2 separate regions of the Homo sapiens genome follow, and region 2 is linked to region 1. Evidence: read pairs that join two places in POLR2A ChIA-PET (ENCODE). Cell type or tissue: GM12878. All regions are shown on one strand. Links, peaks and the distances in the headings refer to the core of each region. The heading gives the core; the rest is flanking DNA.

The links. Peaks named below come from ENCODE experiments on the same cell type or tissue, not always from the same donor. Only the 100,000 strongest peaks of a DNase experiment are listed, where the experiment ranks them.
Region 2: POLR2A ChIA-PET joins it to region 1 with 6 read pairs; 2 of 35 experiments call an interaction of 5 or more read pairs at or near these places.

The regions. Positions count from the first base shown.
Region 1 is chr5:160,436,024-160,441,407 of GRCh38, reverse strand. No RefSeq gene overlaps it. Among named protein-coding and RNA genes, the nearest start is that of PTTG1, 17 kb to the right of the region's middle. RefSeq lists a silencer at 2,468-2,527 and an enhancer at 4,473-4,532. In GM12878, for the core only: CTCF peaks have their summits at 2,097 (motif pointing left) and 2,862 (motif pointing left); DNase peaks (open chromatin) are centred at 2,097 and 2,667; H3K4me3 peaks cover 1,972 bases; H3K27ac peaks cover 2,583 bases.
Region 2 is chr5:160,098,719-160,104,102 of GRCh38, reverse strand. The region is part of intron 1 of PWWP2A (PWWP domain containing 2A); the gene reads left to right. Among named protein-coding and RNA genes, the nearest start is that of PWWP2A, 18 kb to the left of the region's middle. In GM12878, for the core only: no CTCF peak of the experiment used is centred there; no DNase peak of the experiment used is centred there.

The sequences.
Region 1 (5,384 bases), core at 85-5,084:
CACACCCAAGGCCACATGGGAGTAGGCAGCCTTGTACATTCACACTCACCTTTCTCAAACAAGGCTTCCCTTTCTTGGGTGCTCATGATATTCATTTCATCTCATGGGTTTAAAATATTGGGGGCAGGGCAACCAAATAACTTCCCCAGTGGCTTACTTCCAGGAAAGTTGTTTCATTTTTGAAGAACCTTAGGAATTACCATAATAACAGCTAAGTTATGGTCCAGACACTATGGTAAGCAATTACCATGCATATAATAATTTGATCTTCAAAATAAGGATAAATAGCATTATTGTTCCTAATTTATAGACAAGGGAGCTGAAGCCAAAGAGGTTCAGTGATCTGCTGAAAGTTACAAAACTAGTAGAAGGCAGAGCAATGATTTAAATCCAGGTCTCTTGGACTCCAGGGTCTAAGCTGCTGGCTCTTCCTGGAGGTTGAATTGCCTCTCAAGAGATGGGGGTGTCAGCTGGGATTTTGGAGAATCTGCAGCTTTCCGTGCCCCTTCAAAGGCTGTAGGCACACAAAAAGGAGGATGTCCTGCTAAGTACTGTATCTCCTTCCAATAAGAATCAGTACTTCAGAGAGTCTTAGACCATTAGATCCCAAAGAATTACAGCGATTATCTCCTCCTACCTCTTCATTTTATAGATGAGGACAGCAAGGCTCAGGGAGGGCAAGCAACCAGTGCAGAACACACAGCTAGCAAGCAGTCCCTCGACTCCAGCCCAGGAAGCCATCCACTGTCTCCACAGGGGGAGACACTGTGTCCACTGGTATATAGGAGATGATTTTACTGGTACACAGACAAAACTTTAAATAGTGTTGATCTTAAAATTGGATCTGCTATTCGATCCAGCAATCCCACTACTGGGTATCCACCCAAAGGAAAAGAAGTCATTACATGAAAATGACACACGCACACTCATGTTTATAGCATCACAATTCACAATTACAAAAATATGGAACCAACCTAAATGCCCACCAACCAACGAGTGGATAAAGAAAACGTGGTATATATACCCCGTGGAATACTACTCAGCCACAAAAAGGAATGAAATCATGGCATTCGCGGCAACCCGGATGGAGTTGGAAACTATTATCCTAAGTGAAGTAACTCAGGAATGGAAAACCAAATATCGTATGTTCTCACTTTTAAGTGGGAGCTAAGCTATGAGGATGCAAAGGCATAAGAATGATATAATGGACTTTAGGGACTCCGGGGGAAAGGGTGAGAGGGATGAGGGACAAAAGACGGGACATTGGGTACAGTGTACACTGCTCTGGTGATGGGCGCACGGAAATCTCAGAAATCACCACTAAAGAGCTTATCCATGTAACCAAATACCACCTGTTCCCCAAAAACTATTGAAATTAAAAAATAAAAATAAAATAATGTTGGTCGACATCATGAGAAAACCATTCCCTTTTCACTTCTCTTTTAGCCTCTCTGATTACTTTAAGGATAATCTCAATTCAGTGCTAATATATCTTTAACAGCTTTCCTTAAATATTTCTTTAAGAAACTCTTTTAAGAGAGAAAATGGATCCTTGGTGGGAAACCGCATCAGTATCAGCAAGAACTTAGTACCATTGCTTTTTTTCTTTTCGTCTTGGTTACCCTCCGATTATGTCAAATGATGCAAGTTTTCCATTGACACATTAAAGTTTCCGTTTAAATATATGTATTCATGTTAAAGAAAAATTGAATTGATTTAAAGAAAAATATTAAACGAATACTGCTCACTGACTATAATATAAAAAAATTTTTAAAGCAGTATCAATGAAAATAAACATATTACTTCCTAATCACTTTGTAAGCAAATCACTCAGTAAGGAAACTAAAATTTTAAAGCATCTGACTGTACTCATGGTGGGTACACGTGACTAGAAATCTATCACACTAACATGAGGGTCAGCTCCACGCTCTGTGACTTCTTCGCTTCACTCTCCACCACAACCCCCTGTGCCACTCCGGGGACCTCAGGAAGAGTCTAACGGGGCAATTCCAGTTGAAGGGGAAACAGCCAAAGCCACCACGGAGGGGGACTGTCTGTGCGAGCTGATCGCAGCAGGGAATGTGGTATGCCGCCCCCTGGTGGGCAGTTTCGAAATTAGCCCGGCACCTTTGTCCTCTGGTGTAGATAGACAAGCCTAATACTTGTAAGACATACTTTCCTAAAAGGAGAAGGTTTCCTTTGCATTGTATGTAAGCGGACATGTAAGCATAGGCACACACTGCCTGTGGATATCACTTCAGGGTAGTACAGGAGGTGTTACGAAATGTTTCATACAGAAAGGGGCTTTTATGTCTGATAAGGCTGAGAACTACTGTCCTAGAGCAGCAAGACCCGCCGCTCCCTGCTTGACTTAACAGCCAGGTGAGGCCAGCTTCTATGGAGACCGCTTCGTGGTACCAAGTGTGCCTTCTAGCTGGATGTTGCAAAAGTTACTTAACCAATCAGAGCCCAAGTTTCCAACCATCAATAATGAATGCTCACGCATACCCACACCCCATGGCGTTTCTCTGAGAGTCCAAAGGACGATGCGTGTGAGGCACTTAGCACTGATCTGGCAGCCAGTAAGTACTTATCAATGTCAGGTGGCGGTGGTAACAGCGCCCTCCCTTCCACCAACCTCTCCACCCCAGTTTTATTAAAAGAGGTCTGATGTAAAAGAAAAAAACAAGAAAAAAGGAAAAAGCAAAAAACAATCAGGATTTTCGGACAAAACTTACCACATCCATCAAGCTGAGGAATCCTAAAGACATCGAACCCCAACGTACCACCCATCTCAGCTGAAAGATCATTTCCAAATTAGAGGAAGCTGCGACTGACTGAGAAGGCAGGAGGTGCCCTCTAGTGGCATGGTTACATTAGCTTGGGAGGAAAGGTAGTGCAGTTCATTTTCAAAGGGAAGGACAAAACCAATTGTTAAACTGAGGCAGGAGGCAGTGATGCTTCAAAGATGCAAGTGGGAATTTACTGTCTGCTCTGTGGACCATCGAAGATGCCTTCAGGATCTGGCCTTAGCCAACGGCAAGTGGCATGCTGAAAGTCAGATCAGCTGGTCAAGGGTGGAACTGGGAACTGAACCCAAAGGTGCTAACTACAAATCCAGAAATCTCACCCTTGACAGCAAACCTCTTGCTAGTGGGAGCTGTGGCTTGTGTCATTTTACATCCTTCAAAGCAGCAACCACAGGGTTTTGTATACATAGATACAGTATTCAATAAATTACTTGATGAAATATTCATGAAATGATCGTTTATGAAATAATGAATAATGCATTATTTCATTTGTTGCTCACAATAACTGTGACATAGCCTAGTTTACTGATAAGGAAATTAAGTCTCTGGTCAAGTAACTTGCCTAAGATCACAAAGCCAGGTTTCAAACCAAGCATACTAACTCCAGAGCCTCGGTGCTTATCCACTAGACATGCAGTTCTCAAACTGTTTGGTCTCAGGATTCCTTTACAGTCTGGGTTTTGTTGTTGCTGTTTGTGGAGATGGTGTTTTACTATGCTCAAGCAATCCTCCCACTTCAGCCTCCCAAAGCACTGGGATTATAGATGCAAGCCACCTTGCCTGGCTTCCTTTACACTCTTAAAGAAATTATTAAGGATGAAAAAGAGTTTTTGTTTATAAGGATTATACCTATCAATATTTACAGTTTTAGAAATTAAAGCTGAGGAATTTAAAATATATTTATTTAAACATTATCACAATAAAGCAATTAATTATAACATAATTAATATATTTTTATAAAAAGTAACTATTTTCCTAAACCAAAAAACACCCACATTTAGAAAATTAACATGACATTGTTTTACATTTCTGAAAATCTCTACTATCTGGCTTAAGACAGCTGATTTCTCACATCTACTTCTTCATTTGCTCTGCTATAATACCATACTTGGAGTAGCTTCTGGAAAACTCCACTGTACACTTGTGAAAGAATGGAAATTTAAAAGGCAAATAACATCCTGGCACTATTATTAAAATATATTTGATGTCATGTACCCCTAAAAGGTCTTGGGGACCCCTGGTATGTCTAGGCACCCTTTTGGAAGCACTGATGTACAATATGCTGTCCATAGGGCAAGTGAACAAAGGGCTCTGCCCTCCTGAGAGTCACATCTCCAGGGAGTTCATTCCACTTGTAATGTTCTTAGTAACTTCATAAACTCATTTCAACCTCTTTATTTTTTACATTCTTGCTCTTTTCCTGGAAATGGCATGTCCTTGAAGGCAACTCTTTCTTCCTCTGTGTTCCGGATGCAGCCAGCCATCAGGGCAATGATGAGTCCCAAAACAGAATCCTTCAAGCAATAAAGAGGGTCTCTGCTTTAATCCTAGATGCCTCTATATAAAGACCAAGGAGCATAAACTATTTGTATTAGTCTGTTCTCACACTGCTATGGAGAAATACCCAAAACTGGTTAATGTATAAACGAAAGAGGTTTAATTGACTCACAGTTCTGCAGGGCTGGGGAGACCTCAGGAAATTTACAATCATGAAGGAAGGGGAAGCAAACACATCCTTCTTCACGTGGTGGCAGCAAGGAGAAGTGCAGAGCGAAGGTGGGGAAAAGCCCCTTATAAAACCATCAGATCTTGTGAGAACTCACTATCATGAGAACAGCGTGGAGGTAACCACCCCCATGATTCAATTACCTCCCACCGGGCCCCTCCTACCATACGTGGGGATTATGGGAACTACAATTCAAGATGAGATTCTGGTAGGGACACAGCCAAACCATATCACTATTCATTCCTATTATTCCATTTCTAGGGAAAAGAACTTTCTAAAAATTCTCACTCAATTTCGCCTAGACTAAGAAGCCCAGTGTCAAGAAGTGATACTCCCAATTGTGTTTTATTAAAATATGTAAATGAGTCATGAATAGCAGTATCCTAAAAGACATCATATTTCACATCTAGAGTGGGGCTCCCCTGGCTGCCATCCCTCCCTGGTCACCAACCCTCATGTGGCCTTCCCATCAGCATCAGTGAAGAGGGGACCCCTGTTCCACCCCATTCCCCAGTACGACAGTAGGGGGATGGGATAGTGTCCTCTTGTATCCTCGCTGTTGCCTCCAGACCACACTCTCTCCCTCTACCCTCAAACTGCAGCTTGGAATCTTATATCATCAAATAGGCCCATCCATTGCTTATCTCATTGCAAACACCTGTGTCATTCCCTTCTCCCCACCCCGCCTTAAAGATTTTGTCCGTAGCTCACTGCCATTCTCTTTACTACTGCTCCTTTGTTCTGTCTATGCCTTCCAACTTACTGTCCTCTGAATTCCTTGGCAATTCTCCAGTGAGCTTGTCTTCCATCTACCTCAACCACCCAGTCCCATGGTCATCTCCTAGACA
Region 2 (5,384 bases), core at 224-5,223, 340 kb after region 1:
TGCCCAGGCTGGAGTGCAGTGGTGCATCCCGGGTCACTGCAACCTCCGCCTCCCAGGTTCACGCCATTACCCTGGCTCAGCCTCCTGAGTAGATGGGATTATGGATGCACACCGCCAGGCCCTTCTAATTTTTTTGTATTTGTAGTAGAGGTGGGGTTTCACCACGTTGGCCAGGCTGGTCTTGAACTCCTGGTCTCAAGTGATCCACCCACCTCGGCCTCCCAGAGTGTTGAGATTACAGGCATGAGCTACTGCTCCCAGCCAGCCTTCTTATTAAGAGACTGGTTATTCTCCGTCTATCATACTCTTAAACTGGCAGCCCTCTCCACTCAGGCACACTCACCAACATGCCCTCCTCTTTTTCTGCCAGATGGATCACCTTTATTTTATTGCTTATGTAAGCCTCTGAATCCTTAATAATATTCAGAATGGATAACTAGTCTTCACCATTTACCACTCCCTGTTTTGCTCTTCACTTAATCTGCTTGAGCCTTTCTAGGTCCCATTCCCTGCAAAGCCCATTTCCTGATCACTAATCCACGGTGATTTATTTCCTTCCGAAGACTGTAACCTCATTTGGCATTGACTGGTACATTCTGGTCTCACCTACTGAAGCTGTGTCCTAGGGCTGAGACTGTTTTATACTATCAGACCAGTTAGCATACTTGTTTTTTAAACATTTTATTTATTTTTAAGAGATGGGGGTCTCACTGTGTTTCATATAGACTTATGCTTAGTGATAATTGAGGTGAATTTGCTGGCATTTACCACTTAAGTTGGATAGATTTTCTTTTTTGTGTGCTTTCTTTGCATAGAAGTATTGGTGGAACTAAGTAAACTGAATTCATGCTTTTAAAAAACACTTTTTTAGCTTCTTATTTTTAGATAGTTTGAAACATAGCAGAGAATTCTTGGAAACTCTTTCTAGAGTCACTCATTTGTAACATTTTGCCACATTTAATTTGTCATTCTCTATGTAAATAAATTTGTTTCCTGAACTGTTTGAGACTGAGTTGAAGACATCATTCTCCTTTACTTATGCTGGAGCATTTCTTTTCTAAGATCAAAGGAAAACTATAGCCACAGTATAGTTTTCAAATTAAAGAAACATTGATAGAGTACTTTACTTTGTATCTCATGTTTCATTATTTCTTCAATTTTTCCGATAAAAATTTCCTTCAATGTGTTTTTTATTCTCTAGTAAATGATTATGTATTACATTTACTTGCAATATAATTATGTAGCAATTATGTAATAAGGACTGTTCCTCAATTTGGATTTGCCTGATATTTACTCCTGAGAGATTTAGGTTATGCAGGCAATGTTGTGTTCTCGGAACACCACATCTGCAGGCCCATGATAGCCATGTGCCCTCATTGGCAATGTGTACTTTGATTCTCCCTCAAGTTAGGGTGTTGTCCTGTTTCTCCGCTATGTAATTACTGTTTCCCTTGCACTAATAATTCTTTACCAATGTACTGCTTCTCATAAAACTTTCCCCTCTATATTTAGCTAGATATACATTTATTTTTTTCATTGTTTCATATTTTAATTTTTTACTTAATTATGAGATCAGGTCTCACTGTGTTGCCCAGGCTGGACTTAATTAAACTCCTGGCCTCAAGTGATCAGCCTCTTGATTAGCTAGTATTATAGGCTTGAGCCACCATGCCTGGCTGCATTTTTTTTTTTTTTTTTTTTTTTTGAGATGGAGTCTCGCCTGGTTGCCCAGGCTGGAGTGCAGTGGCATGATCTGTAAACTCGCCTCCTTGGTTCAAGTGATTCTCCTGCCTCAGCCTCCCAAGTAGCTGGGATTACAGGTGTCTGTCACCACCCCTGGGTAATTTTTTGTATTTTTAGTAGAGATGGGATTTCAGCATGTTGGCCAGGCTGGTCTTGAACTCCTGACCTCAGGTGATCCACCTGCCTGGCCTCCCAAAGTGTTACAAGCGTGAGCCATTACACCTGGCTGCATTTTTTTTTTTTTTTTTTGACACCAAGTTTCACTCTTATTGCCCAGGCTGGAGGGCAATGGTGTGATCTTGGCCCACTGCAACCTCTGCCTCCTGGATTCAAGTGATTCTCCTGCCTCAGTCTCCCAAGTAGCTGGGATTACAGGCGCATGCCACCACGCCCGGCTACTTTTTGTATGTTTAGTAGAGACTGGATTTTGCCATGTTGGCCAGGCTGGTCTCGAACTCCTGACTTCAGGTGATCACCTGCCTTGGCCTCCCAAAGTGCTGGGATTACAGGCATGAGCCCCAGTGGCCGGCCACGCATTTTTTTTTTTTTTTTTAATAGTTGGTTCTTTCTATGTTGCCCAGGATGGCCTCGAACTCGGGCTCAAGTGATGCTTCTGTTTTAGCCTCCTAAATACTTTGGACTATGGGCATGCCTGTCTTAGATGCACATTTTTAAAAGTTTTTTGAAATTGTAAAAAAAAAAATAACAAAATGTATTTTAACCATTAAGGATACAGTTCAATAGTGTTAAGTACATTCACATTGTTGTGAAACAGATCTCCGGAAGTTTTTCATCTTGCAAAACTAAAATTCAATAGTTTTTAAACAACAGCTTCCCATTTCTGCTTCTCCACCTGCTGTCAACCATTCTACTTTCTGCTTCTGTGAATTTGACTACTTTAGATACTTTTCATGTAAGTGGATTCATACAATATCTTTTTATGATTGGCTTACTTAATGTCTTCAAGACTCATTCATGTTGTAGCATGTGCCATGATTTCCTTTTTTTTTGAGACAGAGTCTCACTCTATCACCCTGGCTGGAGTGCAGTGGCGTGATCTCTTCTCACTGCAACCTCTGCCTCCTGGGTTCACACAATTTTTGTGCCTCAGCTTCCCCAGTAGCTGGGATTACAGGCATGCACCACCATGCCCACTAATTTTTGTATTTTTAGTAGAGACAGGGTTTCACCATGTTGGCCAGGCTGGTCTTGAACTCCTGGCCTCAAGCAGTCTGCCTGCTTCAGGCTCCCAGAGTGCTGGGATTACAGGTGTGAGCCACCACACCCAGCCTATGATTTCATCCTTTTTAAGACTGAAACTATTATTTTGTATAATATATTTGTATATCTATATATCTCTATCTGTCTAGCTCATACTTTGTCCTTTCATATGTCAGTAGACACTTGGGTTGCTTCCACCTTCCACCTTTTTGGCTAATATCTCTTTGAGATCCTGCTTTCAATTCTTTTGGATATGTACCCAGAAGTGGGATTGCTGGATTGTATCGTAATTCCATTTTTAACTTTTTGTAAAATTTTCTTTTGCATTTAGCTATTTCATTTTTTCTCAGGTTAAACTTTGACATCGTAACCAGTCTCACAAAGAGATGAAATATGAACCACAATAAGCTTGCTTCAGTTTTACCTCTTCCGTGATTTAGTTTGCTGCTGTTTGTAAGGCAAGGTAGTTTCTAAAATCATTGGCTCAAAATAAAATGAATCTGGATATTATTGTTTTTTTCTTTTTCCTTTTTCTGTAGAGACACCATCTGGCTATGTTGACCAGGCTGGTCGTGAACTCCTGGCCTGAAGCTATCCTCCTGTCTTGGCCTCCCAAAGTGCAGGGATTATAGGCATGAGCCACCATTCCTGCTCCTGGCCTTTTTTTGTTTTGTTTTTGAGACAGGGTCTCTGTCACCCAGGCTGGAGTGCATTGGTCCAATCATGGCTCAAGCAATCCTCCCACCTCAAGCCTCCTAAGTAGCTGTGACTACAGGCATGTGCCACCACGCCTAGCTAATTTTTATTTATTTATTTTTATTATTATTTTTTGAGAATGAAGTCTCACTCTGTCTCCCAGGCTGGAGTGCGTGCAGTGGTGCGATATTTTGACTCACTGCAGCCACCGTCTCCCAGGCTTAAACCGTTCTCCTGCCTGAGCCTCCCCAGTAGCTGGGACTATAGGTGTGCGCCACCATGCCTTGCTCATTTTTGTATTTTTAGTAGAGATGGGGTTTCACCATGTTAGCCAGGCTGGTCTCGAACTCCTGACCTCAGGTGATCCGCCTGCCTTGGCCTCCCAAAGTGCTGCGATTACAGGCGTGAGCCACTGTGCCCAGCAACACAAAGTAACTGTTAAACCCTAGTGTTCTTCCCCCTTAAAATTTTGGCACTGGCCAGGTGCAGTGGCTCACGCCTGTAATCCTAATACTTTGGGAGGCCAAGGAGGGCAGATCAGTTGAGGCCAAGAGTTTGAGACCAGCCTGGCCAACATGGCGAAACTCCATCTCTACTAAAAATACAAAAATTAGCGGGGCGTGGTGGCACACACCCACTTGGGAGGCCAAGGCATGAGAATTGCTTGAACCTGGGAGGTGGAGGTTGCAGTGAGCTGAAATCAGGCCACTGCGCTCTAGCCTGGGCAGCAGAGTGAGACTCTGTTTCCAAAAAAAAAAAAAAAATTTTTTTTTTGGCACTTACTCCTAAATTATTAAGATATTTATTTTAAAAGAATTTTGGGGCCGACTGTGGTGGCTCACACCTCTAATCCCAGCACTATGGAAGGCAGGCCGATTGCTTGAGCCCAGGAGTTCAAGACTACTCTGGGCGACATAGGGAGACCACGTCTCTATTAAAAAGAAATTTTCTTTTTGAATAGTATTACAGATTCACAGAAAGTTTTATTTTCAAGGAATTGCAGATTTGCAGACAGTTGCAGTATTTTTAATTAAGCCGTAATACCTGAATCGTTTTAGTTTAGAATCTTTGGGTAGTGGTTAAAGACTGAAAGTGGATAAGGGTTAGGAGTCACTAATACGTTAACACATGCCTTTATGCTGCACAAATTGGGTAGGGTATCTTATTACTCAACTCTTGGGAGTATTTGTAGAAAGTTATTTTGGAAAACTTAAAGCAAGGGATACCAGTCAGCCTTTTCAGCCTTTCACCTAAACACTTGTTCAATAAAATCTTGGTGAGCATTCACATGAGACGTAAATGTCTTCCCTTAGAAAAAGCTAAAGCAAAGGTGCTTGCTAAAATATCAGATTCCAGTTCCACTATAGGAAAGTTTTATGATTTATGTTTTGGGCAGGACTTAGGAATTTCCACTGCAAACACTCCGAGGAGTTGTGATGTGTTTTTTCACAGACTGTACTTGAAGAATTAGGGTTTTGTTTTGTTTTGTTTTTCTTTTTGAGGTGGAGTCTCGCCCTGTCACCCAGGCTGGAGTGCTGGAGTGCAGTGGCGTGATCTCAGCTCACTGCAACCTCGGCCTCCTGAGTAACTGGGATTACAGGCGTGCACCACCACACCTGGCTGATTTTTGTATTTTTAGTAGAGACGGGGTTTCACCATGTTGGTCAGGCTAGGAGAAATTAGGGTTTTTAAGGGACCATAGTTTTGTTTCTACTTTATATTCT